Linked DNA regions of Mus musculus: region 2 is linked to region 1. Evidence: chromatin loops called from intact Hi-C (ENCODE). Cell type or tissue: heart. All regions are shown on one strand. Each heading gives the region's core, and the rest is flanking DNA. Links, peaks and the distances in the headings are about the cores only.

Region 1 (8,338 bases), core at 221-8,220:
TGGAAGCTATGAGGATGGTGAACTTCTTCATCATGCCTGGGTCATGACCAGGGAGCTAGGGATGGTGATGCCCACATCAAGGAACCCTTGAACCCACATATTTAGGAAACTTTCTGTCCCAACTCTGTCTTTGGGAGTCAACTCTGAAGCTCAAAAGTCCCTCCAAGTGGCTCACTGGTCCTGCCTTCCCTGGCCTGATTTTTCATTGTTCTTGGGCATGGTCCCTAGAGGCAGCTATAATAAAACTGGTTCACAGAGGGGGTAGGAACCTCCACAAAAACAACAAAACAAAATAACAGCGGTTTAAAACCCCTCCTACTCTATGTTTTAAACACAGCTATATGCATGGCATACAAACAGATTTACAGTGATTTTTATTTTTAATTTCAAAAAGACTTTCCTTAATTTATCTGTGTTTCTGTGAGTGTGTATCATGTGTGGGCACCATTCAGGGAGACCAGAACACAGGACATCATTGGATTCCCTGGGGCTGGAGTTACAGGAGGTTGTGAGCTGCCCATCATGAGTGCTAGGAATTGAACTCTGGTCTTCTGCAAGAGCAGTATAAGCCCTTAACCACTGAGCAATCTCTAGATCTTTACTACTGAAATGTATTTGTTTAGAGCAGTGCAGAAATGTTTAAAAGGACTCATTGTGGGAACATTATTGTGAGTAAAATGCTGAGGGATGCTATTCATGACTGCATCCCTGGTTTGTCTGGATGGTACTTTGACAGCCTTATTCCTCATGAACATCTTTCTTACCCCCTTCAGAAATGCTTTTTCACTTGTCATCCATCAGATGACCCTATAGAGAAAATGTTCTTCCCATCTCCTGCCCCAGAACAATATTACAGGACTATTCAACTCTCTCGTCTCCAGTTTTCTTTCAAGTATCCCCAAACATTTTTCCCAGGAATAAGTCATTCATTTCTATGTCTATTCAATACCAAAGGACCCAAACTAGCAATTTTCAAAAGATGTCAATTTAGGACATTTTTACAAGTGATGAAGACTGGTTTGGGAAACAGCCAAAGTGCTGAGTGAAATGGAGAGTTCCCATGTGGCTAAGAGTACAAGATCTGGTACCATGCGACATGAGTTCATAATCCTAGATCTAGTGCTTACGTGCCATGTGACAGAAATACTGGGCCTTAGTTTCCTCATCTGTGAAATGGGAATGACACTAGCCACACACTAGTTTGTTGTAAAGACTAAGTGAGCACATGGTGGCATCGCTGGCAACAGAACAAGATCAGACTCATTATTACTTATTATTTATTGCTTCCCATCTGCCAATTATATCCAAAAAAACAAGAATTGAAATCTCAGCAAGTATTTATAGTTGGGGAACTACCAAGCTACTAAATGGCTAACATTTAAAGTTTGGAGGGAGGAAGTCAAGTTTAAGTGATACATTTTTTATTACATATAAAATTTAGCATCAAATATAATCACTTTGGAAGACAGCCAACTTTCTCCTGGAGATGGTGGTGCATAAAATGTCACTGAATGTCACATTTTTTTCTAAATTAATGTAGAATATACAAATTATATCTCCTGAGAAAATTAATAAGATTTGAGCCACAGGGTAACTTATCCTGTCCCAAACCAACAATATTAAGAAGACATTAAAAGTTCCCAAACACAGAAAACCAAAACCCTTGCTCATACTTTCTCTTAGTTAAGCTATGTTAGCCACATGATGATCAGTGTCACTCTGGGTAGCAATAAAGGCAAATAGGGGCTTTGTGATGCTCTGTGGAAAGAGCAAGAGATGAAGCAGTGGCATACTGTGCAGAGACAAACCAATAGAATCTAAGCCAGAGAATGACAAGTGATTCGCTCCCATTTCCTAAAGAAGAGATAGAAAATAGAAGATTGGCTCTAAGTGAAACTGGGATCTGAAATGGCAGGCCCAGATGGATGTTCTAGCACTAAGTTTCAGGGTTGATGGCCTGCTAGCTTGGAGTTCATGCTTGATTTAAACAGAGACTGAAAGAGTGTCCATATAGCATTAAAGAAATCTCAATGGAGGGAGTGATGGACCATGCCTGTGACTGAAGCATCCAGGACCCTGCAGAAGAAAGTTTTCAGAGTTTGAGGCTAATCTAGGTTATTGATAAGTACCACTTTCTAAAATCCAAGTGTGGCTCAATGGTAAAGCACTTACAAGTTTGTGAGTCTGAGCCCCAGAACTGCATGAACTAAGATGGGATTCAGGTCCTCAAATACATTATCTCAAAGTGCTTAATGGCTTACAGTTCTTAGGAAATGCCTCCAAAATTCAAATTTATTAAAATTGAAGTGTTAAAAATATGCTCACTCCTGCTCAAGGTTGGGGATATAGCTAGTCAGTACATCTAAGAGAGTCAGTACAGTTCCACTCCTCCGTTTCTACCAAAATGAAGAATGTTTTGAAAGTAACAATGTGAATGGGTAGCTGATCTTTAATTTGTCTGAAAGTGCACTTGGGTCTCAGTCTGAATCTGTTTGGGGGTCCCTGCCTATCAGAAGCTATACTCTGTGGGGCTGTACCTCGAGGCTGGTTGTATTTGAACTGGGGTCCTAAGGCAGCTGCAGATCTATGTCAGATAGAATGTGGCGCCATAAAGAGGAGACACGGTGGTTAAGTGTAAGAAGAAAGATCCTGTGATCAGGATGGTCTCTTCCAAGGCTCATAAACAAAATTTCCTTTTTTGGTATGCCAGAATTAAAATATTTCTTATATAAAGGCTGGCAGTATGAAACATCACAATCAGCTTATATAGATTGGGGAGGCATCCTAAGAACAAAAGTAATATACACCATAAAGTTACAAAGACAAAATGGGGACTTACAGACAACTGCCAGATACAGCATTTGGCCAATATTATCGAAAAAAAAGAAAAACATCATGAAAATGTGTGGTTCAGTTAACTTGTCCAAGCATGTGACAGAGGATATCACTGTAGCAGCTGAAGGCAGATTTCTGAGCACAGAGAAGGTCCGTCTGAAGCTTCACACTGCCCTGAAGGAGACTGAGGTACTGCAGCTCCATCAGGCTTCTGTGGTCTGGGACCAGAGATGGAGCTGATGAGGAGCTTCCTATAAATAATGACTGCCTCAGCCTCACTCATGGGCTGCCTTTGTTGTCTTGAAAGGTAACACATTGCCAGAAATGGTGGACAAGCCACTGGGGTGAGGGGAGAAGTTTACCAGCTCTGGGAAGCTTTCTACCTGTTCTCCCCAAACAAGTCTCTAAACCTCCCTCCCTCCCTATGATGATGCTACCCAGAGTAAGACTTTAGACCGTGGAAGCCAGGCCGTGTTCCTTTAATGTCCCACCCCAGTTTATATACCACTGAACCACCTCCCTCAATTCTCTGATAGGCAGGAAGACGATACAGAGGAATGGCCAGACCCTTGCATTTGTATTGACATTTAAAGGTCAGGTCTCCTTGTATCATAAATAATAATATTTCCCATCCACACATATTGAAACGGAGAGCAGTGAGGATTATTGGTGGGAGAGGGCACCTTTGAAAGTTCACTGGGCCCAAACAGGAAAAGGCCTTCACTTACTGCAATTCTGATGGATGCTATAGCTGAGAAAGCTTATGTCACACACTGAAAAATAAGGTAAAAGGACAGACCCACCCAACTATTCTTTTCCTCCTGATTTTATTGATTTTAATATGGTTAGCCCCTTAATCAATAGATATTTCTCAAAGAATTTTGGGAACTGATCAATGACAGAAATTGGACTGAGTTTTGAAATATCTTATTTCATAACAGGCCTCTTTTTGTTGTTTTGTTTTGGCTTGTTTCTTTTCCTTTTTGAGGTGATATGAAACTCAAGGTCTTAGGATATGAGGCAAGCTCTACCACTGAGATACATGGCCATCCCTTCAGAATCTTTTTGATTGCTTTAGTGCTAGAGATTAGGTAGATAGAAGCCACTATTTATGGGAAGGACACATAGCCAGCCTCACCTACATCTCCCTGTTTGAAGGAGTAATTTACCTCTGGAAAAAAAATCACATACTCAGCCACATATCTTCTAGAAGCATCTCTTGCTCTTATCCACAGTTCTTGTTGAAAACTTTTATTCAAGAATAGAAAGATCTCACCTCCCCAGTGCTTGAACCTTAGGCTCTGTCACTAACCTGTCATTGGTTCTTAGCAATAGCGGTCTCAGTTTCTAGAGTTCTTCCTACCAATGGCAGGCTTGGATATTGTGCTTGTGTAATTTGAACTTTGCCCCAATCCTGAAGGCAGCAGTTACATGTGCTTATTATATACAGATGGGGAAGCTGAGGCTCGGCCTGGCTTTGCCATGGCTTCGGAGCTGCTAAGTTCGCAAAAGGCTACCTAGAATGGGTCTTTAGAAGTGGTGCTATACATTGCTCATTTACCCCTTGGCTGACCTCTATTGCTAAATGTCCGTTCCTCACCCCAACTCAGGAAGATCACAACAGCTTTTAAAAATCTTGAAAAAGAGATGCAAAAAAAAAAAAAAAAAAAAAAAAAAACCTCATGTAGGAACACATGAGGGCGCTCAAACCTTCTCTCAGTTAAAGAACCGTTTTCTTTGAATTCCACCGTTCACAGCTTTGACACAAGCAAGGTTCCTGGAGGTCAGTGCCCCTCCCCCACCCCTTGTTCCTAATCTCGGGAAGGTAAGGGGATGACTCTTATCCACTCCTCTCCCTTAGGAGTTGTCTACTTCCACCTTCTAGCTGCTCATTTAAAATCATTGCTGGCTCTATTTACTGTTCCACCGACATGATTTGTGAGGCTGGAGAGGTGGCTCTGTGCATTCACACACATCCTTACTGCTATTGAGGAAGAGCTGGGTTCAGTTCCCAGCACCTACATCCAGCAGCTCACAACCCCCTGTAACTCCAGTTCCAAGGGATCTGATGCCCTCCTCTGGTTTCTATGGGCCTCTGCATACATGTGATTTGCCTACACATAAATTAAGTATTTTAAGATATATAACTATATTTCTAACAACGCATACACAGAAACATGCTTACCGATCTGACTGGCCATATTTGCAAAACAACAAAAAGCGTACCCCAAACTGAGGTTGCGTTCATTTGTTTTCACCCGTCCCTCCAGCTCCAGACGATCCATCACCTCTAATAGAGACTGGGGGCACCCATATTCATACACACATACCTTCTTCCCCATACTAAAATTAAAATAATATCTTTAATTTGGGGATTTAGCTCAGTGGTAGAGTACTTGCCTAGTAAGTGCAAGACCTTGGGTTTGGACCTCAACTCCAAAAAATAAAAAATTTTAAAAAATTAAATTCATGTGACAAACTGAAGAGTGGCTACTTTTGAGAGAGGGAAGTGTCTTAGATCTCTTCCAAGACAAGCCAGGGTCTTCTTTCTATTTTGTGAATGAAAGAGTAAGCCACATGCACCTTCAGATGAGAGAAGGAGGGAAAAGCCAGCAAGTAGCATCTAAATTACACAAAACGATGGTATTAAAGAGGACCTGTACAGCCACATGCCTCACCCTTGAAGACCAGCTTTCTGAAGAGCTGTGCCTGCTAAAAGCTTCAGTATGCTCTTTCTGTCTAGTGCAGAAGGAGTTTCCGCTGCAGAAGCCTGGGTCGTTACTATACACACCATTTAAACCGCTGTGTTGCTTTTGTTCCCTGTCAATAAAAAGCCTCTTGGATGTCTGGTCTTGAAAAGAAAAAAATGCAACTTGTTCCTGGGAATGGGTCAGTGGGTGTCCTTTATACATAACCATCCTCATAGTACCATACGTTAGAGACCTGGCATGAAATTGGACAGTCTAGAGTGAAAAATAAAATTGGCTTTATTACAACCAACAAACAGAAGTGAAGGTTTGGTGCGACACTGGCTTGGATACCAGCTTCGTACATGCCTTTGATTAAGATGCGATAAAGTGAATTCAACAAGAGCTGGTTATCACAGTTCCAGCACTGATAACTAGATTCTTGTTTTTGGCAACATGTTTAGTTTCTTTGTGCCTCAATTTCTCAATCTGAAAATTGGGGAGCCATGTACCTATCTATATCCCTGGTTTAGGCTTATGGAAGGCAAAGAAACCAATGCTAGAAGCTTAGTTAATCTTAGTGTGACTAAGTGGGTTATCCTTCTGCTTCTGTTAGTATTTTCATACTCCTTATCTGAAGTGATGGGCATCTTAAGACTTTGCAATGCAGTCATTAGCACTTGTCTTACCTTGAGCATCAAGACTTGCTTTCTGCATGTCGTAGTTTCCCTTAAGACAACTAGAAACACCAATCCTCCATGCCTAAATTCTCCGTCAGTATTTCAAATTCTCCTGTCTCTCTCCTTCTCCTCTGTCCCTCCCTACTACTTTTCCTACCGATGCCCATTTTGAACCAGACACCAAGTATATACTGAGATGACACCAGACTCCAAGTGTATACTAAGATGAGGAGGTAAAGGGGATACACACAGAAGTTACTCCTGAGCTGCCTGCTGCAGGGTGAATTGTAACTGGCCAACTGGAGCAGGGTATTGGCAGGGGGTTAGGGTAGAGAAGAGAACAGTTCACAGACTGGGATCAAACAACGAGCATATTTACTTCAGGGGTTTTCTTTAGGTCTTCCCTATATTGTCACAGACTCCATATAGGATGCACAACAAAGCACAATGCTGGACACTTCTTTAGTGGGGCTGGCCTCTATTTTTACCAGATCCTCCCTCCCCCACATTTCCTTAACCTGTCTCTTCTGCATTTCCACATGGCAGCCCTTTTTGGTTCCCTGAAGGTTCCCTGTGTCCCCATTTCTGATTATTCTCATTTACTTCCTTCTGTTCCTTTTCTGATGTGCCCTTCCCTGTACACTTTCAAAGGCTGCTCTTACATGTCACCTTCCTCAAAGCTACTCTTTAGCCAATTCTACTAGGAAGCAACGTGGTTGTTGACTTAGGAGGCATTGGCCATGTTCTGTCTTTACTGGCCTCATTCCAACTGCCATATATTGCCTACAAGGTATATGAACTGTAGATCACTCACTCCAAATTTGTTACAGTATCTACTATGATATTAGGTATTAAATTAGGTAATCAGAAAGGATGGTTACTAATTGATATATAAAATATTAGATTTGTTTCTTAGTAATTAACTGTACTTAATTTTATTTTATCTTTTGTTTTTGTTTATTTGTTTGTTTGTTCGTTTTGAAGCATGGTCTAGCTATACAGCCCTAACTGGTCTATTGCTCACTCTATAGCTCAAGGTGGCCTCACGTTTACGGTACCAGTTCTGCCTCAGCCTCTTGAATGCTGAGATTATAGACATGTACCGTGATGTTCTATTTATCCATTTAATTAATAATTTTTCAACTTAAAGAGTTTAGCCATTAAAAAAAGGTTTAACCGTATCTAACTAGACATGGTGTTTCCTATTCTCTTAGGACTTGGGAGGTAGGGGTCGGGGTGGTGATGTGTTTATAAAAAGATACAGAGAAAAAGAATATGTTATATGGGGGGGGGTTGAGATATGGGGAAGGGGATGTCTCAGCGGGCCTATGCCAAGGCATCCCTTCCCCCTGAGGGACCAGCCGCAAGACAGTATAGTAAAGAATAGAGTTTATTCAGGCATGGGAGGGGAGTTGAGAGAGTAGTAGAGGCAGAGAAAATCAGAGAGGGGGAAAGGGAAGGGAAGGGAAGGGAAGAAGGGAAGGGAAGGGAAGGGAAGGGAAGGGAAGGGAAGGGAAGGGAAGGGAAGGGAAGGGAAGGGAAGGGAAGGGAAGGGAAGGGAAGGGAAGGGAAGGGAAGGCTGGCCATGAGCAGGTAGTGGGGGGAGGGAGTGGGGAGAGAGGGGAGAAAGGGAAAAGCTCAAGAGAGCAAGAAAGGAACAAGAGAACAAGAGAGGGAGGAGGGGGCAAGCAGCCCCTTTTATAGTTGCCAGGTAACTATGGGGTGGAGTTTAGACAGAATGCTAACAGGTGGGGTGGGGGTTGTCAAGAGGCAATCTCAAGGCTCATCTCAAACAAACAAATAAGCCAAAAACCCACCAGGTTTAGTGATGAACAATTGTAATCCCACCACTCAGGAGGTAGAGGCAGGAGGATTGTTGTTGCAAGTTTGAGGCAGCATGATGCATATAAGAAGTTTCAGATCAGCCAAGGCTATATAATAAGAGTCTGTCCCTCCAGCCAACAAACACAAGAATTTGACTTTACTAGAGGTCTAGTCTGCTTCCTTGCTGTCTAGGGGCTCCGTGGCCTCATGGAAAAGTCTAAGAGTATGACCTAAGGTAGGATCTTTGACAGGGTTATGTATTGGGATCAGTTACATGTGGACACTGGAGACCAGGTGCTGAACAATGCTTTG
Region 2 (8,338 bases), core at 43-8,042, 100 kb after region 1:
CTCTTACTGACTTCTCAGGCAGTCATGATAGCGAGATGGCTTTCTCCAGTCACTGTCTGTGGAACAAACAGAAGTCTGAACATACCAGGCTTGTGGAAACTCAGGCTACATGGCAGCCCTATAATACAATAATTTGGGTTTCCCTTGAAGGATTGAAATTTTTCTGCCCATGTGTTTTCCCAAGGTTAAGGCCACTTTCAGGGCCGTGTCTATCTGTCTGGGCTGAAGCCTTAGGTATTCGGCAGTGCAGATGGATGACGATGGCTACTGGAAGTCATGTGCCCAGACACTTGGAGCCAGAGCCATTTTCTGTCACAAGAAGAGGTTGTCACACCCAATCTCTTAAAAACCAATAAATGAATAAATCACATGCATGAGACTTAAGAACGTTGAGGAAGGTATAAGGGTTCAAGCTTTACAAGATTCAAATTAAATAAACACAAGTAATTAAATTCTGCAAAAGCCACCCCAGTTCCACGAATGTCAGACCCTAACTGCCATATTCACTTTATTTTATGGTTTTGGTCTGTTTTCCATGGCTTTCATTAATGTAGATTCTCTTCCACTCTCAATAAAATAAACTTAACAACTGTGTTTGTTTCCTCTGTTTTGTGTTTGACCATTTGCTTTACATGTAATTTTTCTAGAATTTTTTTATTAAAATAATAAAATAATCTAATGATAAGGGCAGGATCTATGGAGGTCACCAGGTTAAAGCAAAAAACAAAAACAAAAAAACAAAAAAAACCAACAACAACAACAACAAAAACCCATACAAGTCTAAAGGAGACACTGTGGTTTTTGAAAGTTCAGATTCGGGGAATTCCATACATGTCTTTTGCCTTGCCGCATTAGCAGGTATTAACTGTGGGAACTGTTTGGCCTGGCATCTTTTAGATTAATGAAAAAAATATGCTACATGGAGGGATCCTAAAATTTCGGGTAAATCTACCGCTCTCAGCTGCAGGAGTAAATCTGGATGCTCTATGGTAACCTGATGAAGTCATGCCCTCAGGAACACACATCATCATAACATGCAGAGGTAGACTATTTTCTATAGACCTCATTAGTGTATCCAAGTCTAAAAGGCATCGTTGTTAGAATAATGCTGGGTCTTGTCTGTTGTACTGAAAAGATACACTAGCCACAAACATTATAGATTTTACTAATAACTGTAAACGTTGATTTTATTTCCTCAGATAAAGGCATGTGATGTGCCCAAGCTATGTGAATACCTTGCTTGGCCTTAGCCTAGAACATTTCTCTGTTCTAAGTATCCCTAGGCCTAGGCCTGGAACCTTCTAGACTCCATACAACCTAATCTTCCAAGTTGACTGATTCAATCCAGCTTCTCTTGGCTGCTCACTGAATTGCTCTGCCTGGCCTCATACTAACTTTGGCAATATGTTCTAATCTTTTGGCTTCTTCACATTCTCCGGTATGTTCTGTCTTCATCTACCCATGTCTAACTTGTTCTCTCTGTAATCTGTTTCTGTAAAACTGTCCAGTAAAAATGACACACACACACACACACACACACACACACACACACACACACACCTCCCTGCCCTGCTCTTTAATAGCCTCTCTTTCCTGTACTGTTCTCATGTGAGTCGGGCATATCCTATTTGACAGACTCAGTCTGTCAAATCTTTCTGTAATTCATCACTTTGTCTGCCTCTCAATTAGACATCACTTGCAAACATGGCTGCTTCCTTCTACAAACTAACATCCTTCATTGTTAGGAATTAAAGGTGTGCAGTAAGGGAGTTTCTATATTACAGCCAGATCACATAGACTTAGAAGGTCTTTAGATATGCTTCCTTTGCAGAGCAGCCATATTGCTGTATTAAAATTCCTCTACAAATAACACTGTATCATAGCTTATAACAGACTGAGTCCCCAGCAAAATCTTACACTGAGGACTATTAAGCATGGGTCTTTAGTACATGGATTCTAACTTAATTCCTTCCTGGGGAATTAGAGGATAGGAAATTACTATGAGTCCTTGTGGGTACCAGGTGACAGGTGCTTTCTAAACCATTTGACCATTCCACCACCCTTATGAAGTTGAAGTCAGCCAGTGCCCCCTTTCACGGATGAAGAAGATAAGGAAGTAAGGCTTTAAGTTTCTCAAGTTATTAGATGGAAAAGTCAAACCCAGTTCCAGCACGTTCTACCATGTCCTAGTTTTCCATTTCTGTATCTAATTTTGCATCCTAGAATTGATCACAGAGTAGATGTAGGAAGGTACAAGCAGAAGAAGGAATTGGTGAAGCTGGGTGAGTGAGATTCATAAGTGATTAGGGAAAATATACCTGAGATATCTACTGTGGGCCATGGACTCCAGAACTGTGTATAACTAATTTTCCTAATGATCTTATCAAATATTTACTATCCCAAGGTTTCAGAGGCTCACAGTGGTTAACTATTTGCTGTGGATAGATAACCAGTAACAGTTGGATTGTACTTCAGTATGCATGTTATAGGATCAAGGCACTACTTCTTCTCATTGTCCCATCCTCCCTGGATGTATGCTTCAATGCATTCCAGCTCAGCCTCTTGTTAGTTACTCAGCCAAGCATTCTGGGCTTCAGGCTTTAATTTCCCATCTATAAAATAACAGATGCTCTATTTTGGAGCCTGGCTGAAAGCAAAACAAGAGCATATTAAAATGCTTGGAATAGTTAGTGAGTTATTAAAGATATAGCACCAGAACTCTATTAGAGTAAGGGTTTAGTAATATTTGGCAAGATTTTCAAGCATCTCAAGACCTGCCATGGTTACATGAAGCTGGAGAGAGATAAATATTCACTGATTTCTCAGGGAATCATGCCTGGCCCCTTCTTTCCCCAGCCAACTTGCATGGGTACTGAAGGGGAAATTTTACGACTTGTGAAATGCAAGGCGGAGCATTCCTTTTTAAATTTTCAGCTGGGATTCTTGGACCTGATTTTATTGTTTCATATCTGCTCTGATGTCATCTTACTCAGAATCACTGGCTCCAAGCATCTGCAAGAGGTTCTAAGAAGAAGCAAAAACATCTATTGATATCTGTATTGTTGGGTTATTTGTTTTATTGAAGCCACTAAAATGAGTGAAGCCCATTGATAAACTTAGGACTTAATTGGAACAGAACTTAAATGATTAAATCTGTCCTTATTATGTTAAACATTATAATACCAATTAATAGACACAGATACTTGGATAATATATGTTATGGTCATTCAGGGTCAACACACAGAATTTGAGTTATGGTTTATACGAAGCTATGGAACTACATTACTGATATCCAGAAGAACAAAAATCATAATATTCTCAGGGTGAAAAGCAGGTAAAATATATTTTTTTCATACCACGTAACAGAAAATACATGAGAATGTTTATTTTACTTTGGGTTTTGAAAAGCTTAGGTGAAGTCACAAGACAGCAAATTAAAACAGGCAATAGTGTTGTGGGTCATGGTGGTGCATGCCTTTAATCCCAGCACTTGGGATTCAGAGGCAGTGTGAGGTTTACAAAACAAGTTCCAGGATAGCACAAGCTACACAAAGAAAATGTGTATTAAAAAACCTAACCAAAACAAAACAAAAAACAAAAAAACAAAAAACCAAAAAACCAAAAGCAAACAAAAAAACCAAAACCACACTCCCCCCAGAATAGCATTGCTAACAGCAGCAATATTTATTGACCATTTTCCTTCATGCCACATACTCCTTTAAGAATTACTCAGACATTGATTTCATTATTGACCACAACAAGCAGATATTATTATTTGGTATGTCATATAAATGGAGAACTGACTACAGAGAAATGAAGTAATGTGTTCGGATGCAGTGACTAGAGGCCAAGAGCTACTCTGAAGGGGCAAACTCAGAGCATCGTGTTCTGCTTCTCCCTTTCTCCCGCCCTTTCTCTTATTGCCAGGGAAATAGGCAGGTTTGGGAGGAGGACGGGAGGGCCCCATTCCTCTTCTCAAGGCAATGGGAAGGAGAACTCGGGAGAATAACAAATTAAAAGTCAACTTCCACCAGGACTCACACTGGTTTTTGTCCCACTTTCCCTCAGTTTTTAATCTCAGAGACATTTAAACAATTGAACCCCCTTTCTACACACACACACACACACACACACACACACACACACACACACACACACACCAGGAAAGTAAGACCTAAGGCCTCAGCCCACGCCTTCTGAGAGCAGTAAGTCAAAGCCAGGATTTCTCTGCAGTTTCCAGTCACCTCAGCTTGCCTTCACAGCAGCAGTTAAGTGGCTAAGGGCCAAGGAATAAGGTCTTTTGAGGGAATGTTCCTGGCAGCCAGGCAATCTGACACAGCTTGGCATGTAATAGTATGGGTATTCAAAGAATTCGCTGTGACTCACCTCTCCTAAGACATCCATGGTGCTGTTTTCCACAGTCATGAGGATTTCTGGTTTAGCTTAAAAGCAAATAAGGCACAGTTAGTGTCACTGAAGTCTATACTATGTGTGTGTGTGTGTGTGTGTGTGTGTGTGTGTGTGTGTGTGTGTGTGTAAGCATTCCATGGTACACAAAAATACATACAAATTTAGTGTTTTCATGGATGGGAAGAGTAGTTATAATTGCCTTTTCAAAAGTCTGAGAAGGGGCAGCTAGAATAGAGGAAAGAAATCCACTGGGAGAAAGGGATGTGTGTGCAGGAAGGAAATGTTTCACTTCTAGAACCCTGAGGGAATCAGAGAAACACTTGATTGCTGTTTGGCTTGCTTGGCACTAACACGTATCAGGAGATGGTTTTGTTGCCATGCTACAAATTGCAAGTTCCTGGAAGTCTTCATCACCAGAGCTTTGCGCATGGACACTGAAGACTGAAGCACCTCCGAGCTTGTTCTTGTTACAGCAGCAGACCCAGCCTTCTATGAACCTCTTGAAAGACTGTTGCCATTCTTTGTCCCAGGTGGTTTACCTGCCTGCCTGCTCAGCAGTGACTTCTGGTTGCCGAAAGCTGCTGCTGGGCCTATTTATGATCCCTTGCCTCTGGATTCATTGAGAATATGAGGAGGGAAGGAAGAAGGAGATAATGTAACAGACGGGAAGTCAGGGGGAAAATATCCTGGCTTCATTGCCCTGCATTTGAGACCTCAAATAGGATTAATAAAATATGTGTGTGTGTTTGTGTGTGTGTGTGTGTGTGTGTGAGAGAGAGAGAGAGAGAGAGAGAGAGAGAGAGAGAGAGATTGCTCATAAGGACCATGGTGATCAGAGGATCACTTTTGGGAGTTTGAATCTCTTTCCACCTTGCATTCTGGCAATCAAACTCAGGCCAGAACTCTGGGTTTGTGTGTAAGTGTTTTTTACCCAGTGAACCACCTCACCAGCCCCTGATATGTGTTCTGTGCCATAGTTCAGAGCTCTCTGCAAGACTGATCTTCAGGCTGGAAGAAGTAACTGGTATGATTATGCACATACATTATCCTCCTTCCCCTCTTGGGCTCAGGTTTCTCCCCTGTGCTGTGTCTCTAGGGTGACTTTGCAAATCATTATTAGGACTATTTCTAGTGTCCACATGTAATTTAATTGGAGTTAACTTTTCTTACACCATGTCCTGATCATATTTTCCCTTCCCCAACCCCTCAGATCCTACCCACCTAACTCCACAGCCTTTTATTCTCTTCCTTTAGAAAACAGTCAGATGAACAAAACAAATAACCAAAACTAAAAAAAACAAAAGAAAACAAAACAAAACAAAAACAATAACACACAGGCACAGCCACAAAAGCAGAAAATCAGAAACTGAAATATACAAACAAAAGACCAGTAAGACTCCCCCAAAAATGCCCAAATCAAACTAATATGAGAAAAGAAGTCTTCAAAGATACCAACCCTTGAGTTTGTTTTGTGCTGTCCAGCTACTGCTGGGCTTGGGGTCCTGCCCTTAATTGTGGATAATACAGCCAGTGAGAGTTCACTGGGAAAAACCAATTTTTCCTTTGCAAACAGATTCCAGTTGCAGATATCTTCTTGGGAATTATCTAGGAGTAGGAGCCCCTCTCTACTCCTTCACTTCTGCACCGGGATCCCATCACACATAACATTTTTTTTTTCCGAGACTGGGTTTCTCTGTGAGGCCCTGGTTGTCCTGGAACTCACTTTGTAGACCAGGCTGGCCTCGAACTCAGAAATCCGCCTGCCTCTGCCTCCCAAGTGCTGGGATTAAAGGCATGTGCCACCACTGCCTGGCTACACATAAGTTAATTTAACTCAATGCCTTCTTTTACTCTTTGTTCCTCCCCTGGGGGAATCCAAACCAAGACACAGTCCTGAATTTGATGGAGAAAAGGATATTTCTTAGTTCTTATAAGAAACAAATGTAAATAGAATTAAGGCACTGCAGGGGGGCGGGGGGGAGGTGCGGGGGAGAGACCTTAAAAGTCCTGGACGTAGCTGTGAGCTCTAAATATTCAAATTTCCAGGTTCTGAGCAGGAGAGAGCAAGCAAAGCCTCAGCAGTGAGTTGGTGGTTGATGCAAATGGACACCCAGCCTCTGGTCTGCACTCTACAGAAAGAACAGATGAGGCAGAGATGGCTTGGGAAGAAAAACTAGGTGGTGGGTGGAGTGCATGATGGTTGGATTGGGGACACATTCACCACTTACTTAAAAGGTTTTAAATTTGGTTTTGGCTTTTTTGATGTAGGAAAACCCTATTGAATGAAAAGCAGGTTTTATTTACTTTCTATTATCCATTGACTGACCGGTTCACTCTGTAGCAAGGGCTCAAACTCACTATTCTCCTGAATCAGTTTCCCATACCTACAACCTAAATAAATATACCATCAGAGGTACAGCAAAGTCTTACCCACATCTCCTTTGCAGCTAATAGCACATCCACAAACTCAGTGTATTTACTAAAAAATTCCACTACACAATTGAAGCTAAATTACAAAATAAGCAAGCAGAGTTCCATAGTTCTAAGCACCCTCCACCAAAAAAACAGAGTTTAAAGAAGAAGTGCAGAAGAAGTTCAGACAGAGGGATGTAGATGCAGAGGACATGCTAAATGTGGGAAGTAAGAATATATGTCTCCCATCTCCTGAACCAATATGAAGACGTCTGAGGGCGGTAAAGACTCGCAGACATGGTATGTACGTTGACAAGGCAATTAGAGCATGCTGTGGCACAAAGACCTCGCCTGACTTAAAATGCATATTTCTTCCCACAGCCTGGATGCCTGCCCTCACTGGCTTGCCAAGAGTAAGGCCAGATGAGTCGGTTTTGTGTTTGCGCTAAGACTGTCACACCCTGGAAGTGAACCAACGGTGTTATTGATCCAACAACAGCAAGGAGCAGCCTGTTCTCAAATCTTCATGGGAAACCAATGGTGATGGATGATGACTATCTAGCCCATCCCCTGAGGAGACATGGGAGAGAAGAGTGGCGAAGCAAGCAGAAAAGGAAGGGCAGGAGGGGAGAAAGGGGGGACTGTGTGTGCAAGGAGACAATGAGGCATGGGAGAAAAGCTATCTGCACTGAACTCCTCACGAAACCAATCATGCCCCAGCTGTTTCTGTCTTTATAAAGGACTTTATGTTTTCGTCCACTGACCATGTTTTCTCACCACTGATGCAATAAAGCAATGCAATGAACAAAAACAACAACAAAAAAAGTTTTTGTATTTTATTTTACTTTGCCTACTCTGTCATTTAGAAAATTGAGGAGAAATCTAGCAGCCTGTGCCCTTACATTGTATAAAGTTTATTTTCTCTTAGTTCACCTCATTAAACGAAACAAACAAACAAACAAACAAAAACCAATTGGTTGCCCATTCACATGGCTGCTTTTCTCTTTACCCTCCTTTAGAATGACTTTAAAAACTGCAGGTCAAGGTCACCAAAATGAAAAACTAGCCAAAGCCTGGAGTCTCTGTTTAGTAATGTTTTCTTGCACCAGGGAACAAAATACAGAGCTTATATCTTTTTTCTCTTCAGATCACACCCTACAGTGTGTCTACACTCTGAATGAGGTCGTGGCAGATTTCCCAGGTCAGTGGCACTAGGATCAGGTCAGAGAGTCTGCGGGCTCCACTGTCAGAAGCCTGTGGTGGCCTCTCACCCAAGTGGGCCCTGGCAGGATGGCTGTGGAGTTTCTGCAGTTTCTCGGGCTGTATTTATCAGCTTCTTTTACTCATTGTGGCCTTATTACACTTTGCACCAGAAAATAACTCAGATAATTAGACAGCCAAGCAATTAGACGTTGGCAGTTATAATTAAAGAGATTTCTGGTACCCTTGGGAAACATTACGCCTGCAAACAAGGTAGAGGCCACCAGGGAAGCTGACCTATATGTGGTTTTCTGGT

Evidence for each region. Peaks named below come from ENCODE experiments on the same cell type or tissue, not always from the same donor. Only the 100,000 strongest peaks of a DNase experiment are listed, where the experiment ranks them.
Region 2: it touches region 1 in a loop (5-fold over the local background); 13 of 42 quality-filtered maps call a loop at or near these places.

Annotation. Positions count from the first base shown.
Region 1 is chr16:45,986,875-45,995,212 of GRCm38, forward strand. All of the region lies in intron 1 of Plcxd2 (phosphatidylinositol-specific phospholipase C, X domain containing 2), which reads right to left. Among named protein-coding and RNA genes, the nearest start is that of Plcxd2, 19 kb to the right of the region's middle. In heart, for the core only: a CTCF peak has its summit at 4,549 (motif pointing right); no DNase peak of the experiment used is centred there.
Region 2 is chr16:46,090,354-46,098,691 of GRCm38, forward strand. Cd96 (CD96 antigen) reads right to left here. Exons shown (of 15, transcript NM_032465.2): 5 at 4,387-4,442. Among named protein-coding and RNA genes, the nearest start is that of Cd96, 26 kb to the right of the region's middle. In heart, for the core only: no CTCF peak of the experiment used is centred there; a DNase peak (open chromatin) is centred at 4,298.